Regions from separate parts of the Homo sapiens genome. Here region 1 is linked to region 2. The links are chromatin loops, found by intact Hi-C in ENCODE. Cell type or tissue: A673. All regions are shown on one strand. Each heading gives the region's core, and the rest is flanking DNA. Links, peaks and the distances in the headings are about the cores only.

The links. Hi-C counts contacts between places; a loop is a spot of excess contacts. Peaks named below come from ENCODE experiments on the same cell type or tissue, not always from the same donor. Only the 100,000 strongest peaks of a DNase experiment are listed, where the experiment ranks them.
Region 1: it touches region 2 in a loop (12-fold over the local background); 47 of 110 quality-filtered maps call a loop at or near these places.

Annotation. Positions count from the first base shown.
Region 1 is chr5:133,943,137-133,945,940 of GRCh38, forward strand. All of the region lies in intron 3 of LOC105379182 (a long non-coding RNA gene), which reads right to left. Among named protein-coding and RNA genes, the nearest start is that of C5orf15, 24 kb to the right of the region's middle. In A673, for the core only: a CTCF peak has its summit at 1,340 (motif pointing left); a DNase peak (open chromatin) is centred at 1,305; H3K27ac peaks cover 352 bases.
Region 2 is chr5:133,422,501-133,425,304 of GRCh38, forward strand. All of the region lies in intron 3 of FSTL4 (follistatin like 4), which reads right to left. Among named protein-coding and RNA genes, the nearest start is that of MIR1289-2, 3.8 kb to the right of the region's middle. RefSeq lists enhancers at 1,217-1,266, 1,357-1,651. In A673, for the core only: a CTCF peak has its summit at 1,488 (motif pointing right); a DNase peak (open chromatin) is centred at 1,471.

The DNA.
Region 1 (2,804 bases), core at 280-2,779, 520 kb after region 2:
AGGATCTGAACTCCTCACGGAGGCTGGTAGAAGAAATCTCCCAGGCTGTCTTTGCTGGGGACCATAACCAAAACTCTCTCCCCAAGATTTAAAAAAAAAAAATTCAGCCCTCAGAGTCCCAAGCAGGCCCTGGGGCTGTCACGAATTTCTGTGTAGTCCTTTCTGTGAAGTTCTTGGCTCTTCCCCAAGCCATGAAACCACTCCCAGAACTGGGTCAACAGAAATCATCCAGAGCAGAGAGCCAGCCACTACCTTACCTACTCAGGAGGCTCTGCAGAGGGCCAGGGCAGTCGGAGCCCTGTCCCACCAACAGTCTTGCTGTGGGACAACCATGTCCCACCAGCAGTCTTGCTCCCTTCTCCTTCGGCATTATACCCAGGGTGTGACTGGCTCCCAGCCTATGGGAAAGATGGAACTTTTTCACGGGTTTCTGGCTGAGAAGCTGCAGACATCCGAGGGACGTGCCTTCTGAGCCAGCTGCCCCAAATGGCCAAGCAGTCTCTCAACAGCAGTGCCCATTAGCTAATGCATATAACACATCTGGGGATGGGTGCACCCCATCTGTACTTCCCACCAAATGGCTCTCAGGTTGAGGAACCGTCTGTGTATCTCTAAGGAGGCATGTTGCCAAGGACCCTACCGTGGTACCAGCATTGTCCACTGAGGCCGAAGCCATTTCTCCAAGTTCATGCCTGCCCTTTGCCCTTGGAGGAGTCAGTGGAGCTGGGGACTGAACAACAAAGGACTTCAGGTTGGGACTAATGGACCTGCAGGTGCCCTGAGATTGGGGGAGTTATGACAATCGTACTTTCTTTTCTTCTTAATTTATTTTTATTTTATTTATTTTTATTTATTTATTTATTTATTTATTTTTTGAGACGGAGTCTTGCACTGTCGCCCAGGCTAGAGTGCAGTGGTATGATCTCAGCTCACTGCAACCTCTGCCTCCCAGGTTCAACCAATTCTCCTGCCTTAGCCTCCCAAGTAGCTGGGATTACAGGCATGCTCCACCACACCTGGCTAATTTTTGTATTTTTAGTAGAGACAGGATTTCACCATGTTGGTCAGGCTGGTCTCGAACTCCTGACCTCAGGTGATCCACCCACCTCAGCCTCCCAAAGTGCTGAGATTACAGGCGTGAGCCACCGCGCCTGGCCGATAATCATGCTTTCTTTTGCCCTCACTGTCGGAGATTTGGACTTACTGCCAGAAGCATCCTTCCAGCATCCAGCAGAAACTCGAAGATGCTTTTTCCTGAGAACCCAGGTAAAGAAGGAGGTCCCCTTTATGGTGTAGTCACACTACCCCCTGCTGGACAGAAGGCAGCATGGCGATGAGGGCCTGCAGTGCCCAGCATCCATGGATATTTGCCAAGTGTCGTGGGCAAGGTATTAGACACACAGTAAGCACTCAGTAACAGTCACTTATTGTTATCGTTTAGTTGCTGTTGTTGTCATAGAGTGAGGACCACCACAGAAGATCAGAGAAAGAAGTTACTGTGAGGCAGAGGGTCGCTATCGCCTTCTGGGCTCTGCCTCTGGCTGTCTATCCCAGGGGAGATGTACGCAGAGCTCTTGAGGGGAAGAAGCTGCTTATGGGCCATCATCACCTACAAGGGCACCTCCCACTTCCACAGACGGGCTCCGATCACCTGGGCCCCAAACGCCCTTGAACTAGCCTCTGTGTTGCCAAGTTCTTTCTGCCCGTGTTCCCTGAGCAGACCCTCTGCAACCTCAGCTGGTCCCCGCACTGCAAACATTTGCTGATCTATTCAGCTCAATTTAAGCTGCAGCAGACCGAAACCTCAAGTGAGCTAACATGACCTTGCTGTTTTCATTTTCATCGAGATAAGAAAATGCCAAGATAAGTAATTGTCAGAGTTAATAATTTAAAAATGCAATAGACCTTGTAATTAAAAATAAGCTGAAGGAGGCCACAAAGTGATTGTAATAATGTTTCAAGGGCCAATCACACAAAACCCTCCTCTGGCTGTGCCAGGAGAGCTGGAAGGAAAGAATCAAACTCTTGGAGGCTCTGAGCAGTTTATGTACCAGGAAAATCCTTTTCTTAAAATCTGGTCCATCAGAAAGCTTTGGATACATTTATCCAATACTGGCCACACCTTCATGAATTTTCCCTACTTATTCATGTATCTTTTCGTTTGTTTGTTTGTTTGAGACAGAGTCACACTCCGTCACCCAGGCTGGAGTGCAGTGGCCCGATCTCTGCTCACTGCAACCTCCGCCTCCCGGGTTAAAGCGATTCTCCAGCCTCAGCTTCCCAAGTAGCTGGGATTATAGGCACCCACCACCGCACCTGACTAATTTTTTGTATTTTTAGTAGAGATGGGGTTTCACCATGTTGGCCAGGCTGGTCTTGAACTCCTGACCTCAGGCGATCCACCCGCCTCAGCTTCTCAAAGTGCTGGGGTAACAGGCGTGAGCCACAGTGCCCGGCTATTCATGTATCTTTTATCAGAAGTAATTATGGACTCCCTTTCTCCCTGGCCTAACTGGAATCTGTGGACTCTGTGGCATGCTATGTTTTCTGGTTGGAATGGGATTACTGAGTCAGGAAGCTATACCCTTCTGGTACATTCCCAAAGAATCTAACACATCACTTTGAAGCCTCAGTCCCCTCCCTCTCTGGTGAGCCTTGGCGTGTTATCAAATGGTTTCCTTGTTTCATGCAGAAGGGCTGATGAGGAAAACACTGTGCCCTTCATTGATTGGCATTCATACTTGCTCTACTGAGAGAGCAAAGAGGCCTTATACCATCACCCAGGAAGGTTGCAGCTCCCATTT
Region 2 (2,804 bases), core at 285-2,784:
AGGATGCTGTTTACCGTTTACTAAAAGGGGGAAAACGTGTCAAGACCAGGTTTGGAAGGAAAAAAAAAAATCAAAGAATTTGTTCTAACTACTTTAAGAATGGGATGGCTATTACGTGTCTAAGTGGGGAAAATCAAGGAGGGAGGTGTCCCTGGAGATGTAGAAATGGAAGATTTTAAAGTCATGGGACTAGAAGACATCACCTAGGGAATGAGAGTAAATAGAAAACAGTGTCATCCTACACAAATTACTCTTAGACAATTATCGAGCATGGTAATTTGTGAAATTTAACAATTCTATCTCTACATTAGGAAAGGTGTGTTTGACTTGAAAATATGTGTTTAATTGGGTCATTCAGACCACTTCAAAACTCTTGCCACGTTTATTTCATTTTTCCTTTATGGCTGCAAGTTGTAATGTCTTAGAAACAACACCCAAGCCCCTCTGGGCTGAAGTGATTGTTCTGATGAATGAGGCTTTCTGTCTTCTGAGAGAATGAGGCTAAATGAACAAGAAACAGGTCAGTGCTGTGCAGGCTCTGAACGGCCGAGCTCTAGTTTTGAAGTTTCATTTGTACAGTTGCTGCCTGGGGGAAATGGAAAGAAAAAGAAAAGATCCCCTGGTATTTCTGTCACAACAGGTTGGAGCTGGCCCGCTGGCTTTGTTCTTGGACTGCACGAATGAATGGGCGGCTTGTTTCCTGGCCCCTTTTGACTGCTCTGCACTGCTCACCTGGATGAGGCGCAGTCCTGAACTGGGGTCTTGGGACATTTCCAGCATTCGTTGACATCAGCAGAAACTTCAGTCCTAAATGCATCCAGGCGGTACCTCGTGCTGTCCTGTCTGCCAGCTAGGAGCTGGAGAAGGCCCATCCTCCCTCTGCCTTGCTCTCTTGGGTCCTTCCTGCCCTCCTTCCAAGAGCCTTTCACAGCACTCTCTGTGGAAGAGGCCCTCAGCCTCCCTCCTGGAACCTCAGCGGGCAGGGCTGCCCAATTCTGCTGCTATGTGAGGAGTTAGCCCCTGCTACAGGAGCGACAGAGTGCATGGGGTGACAGTAGTAAAGGCACAAAGGTGGCTGTGGTCATCGAGGGGTGGTGGGGATGATGGCGGTGAGGCGGTGGTGATGGCTAACGGTGGTGGAGGCAATGGTAGTGGTGACGGCAGGGATGGTGGTGGTTGATGGCAGTAAGGATGGCGATCGGGGTGGTGACGATAGACGTAGTTAGAAACAGCTCATTTTCTTCCCCTCTGAGAATGAGTACAGACAAATGACTCATGACTGAGGCCACGGGACTGCTCTCTGCACAGAGCAGGAAGAAGACATACATAACTGAGTATAACTTTGTCACAACGGAGTACTCGGTGGTGCACAAGACTGGGTGTGCACGTGCCAGGACAAGTCCCTCGGTGCACACAGCGCACGTGAGCTGGAGCCCAGCATGGAGCTGAGGAACAGCGCTGGGGTCCCGGCGGTTCACCAGCTTACCACCAGGTGTCGCTGTGTGCACGAGGGCAAAGGGCACCCGCAGACCAGCAGGGCCGAGCCGGGCTCTGCAGAATCGGACTGGGCTCCCTGTGGGGAGACCACATTCTGTCTGACGCCAGCAGAAGAAGTGCCTGTCCCCAAGATTTCAGGGGACACCTCAGACCCGAGTCATGCAGCAGCTCCGAGGCAGGTGGTGCCCCTGAACTTTCTAGCCGTTCAAAGTCAGTGCACATCCAAGCGTTTGCTGAGTGATTCTGCTGCGCGGGTAACCACCCAGACCCGTGAACAGTGCAGGAGGCCAGTTCGGAAGTTATCATGAGATGATCACCCAGTGTGATGGAAGCATCTCCTGGGACCGGCTGACAATTTGGGAAGTTTACAGAGCACTTGAGAGAGACACAACCCGAGGGGACTGTTTTGGAGATGGGAGATAAAAGGAGATGATATTTGTATTCAATACCTTAGAGACAGGAAATGACATGTTTTGTGAGCTTTGCATTTCCGAGCAGTCTCTCAGATGATGGTCTTTAGAATGTCCAGGGGCACCTGGGTTCTCTACGACTTCCCTGGTTGTGCTGTCCCACGGCGTCTCCAGGTTGGTGACACTCAAGCACTACAGGAATACGTGATGGTGTCCTCTGAGAGGCACTATGGCACATCTCAGGCCAAGGGAAGGCTGGTCTGGACAGGGAAGCTGGCAGTGACCATGTGGTCACTAGGCAGCATTCCCATAGCTGGGCTCACTTCTAAATACCACGTAAAGGAGAGAGTACTGGCTTTGGAGTCTAACGATCTTGAGATCTTGAGTCTAATTCTCCCATCTGGAAAATGGGAGAATAAGCCTTTCCCTGAAGCCCATAGAGAGAAGCACATGCCATAGTGAAATGTAAGGCACTTAGCATGGTTCCTGGTGCACAGTGGGTGCAGAAAATGCTAGGCCTTTCCTCCCTTCCCATCAAATAGATAACCTAATCAAAAGAAAATCTGTAAAAACAAAACAAAAGATATAGCAACATTTCTTATGCGCATCAGACTGGGTCTAACTATTAGACTGTGGATTAATCTATTTCAAGTGAGTATTGATAGAAAAGATCTACGGGCTCACATGTATTGCACATTTATTATGTTCCAGACACCATAAGGACTTGATGTAGATTTTGTTACAGATTTTTGACAACACTTTATTATAAAGTTTTTAGTTTGTAAATCTTTTTAACATTAAGATTTCTTCAAAGTGACCTAAAAAAAAAGGTACCTTAGCTAAGTCCGAGGTTTGTCTTAAGAGCTGCTCTCAAGCTGTTTGAATGGCCTGTCCCAG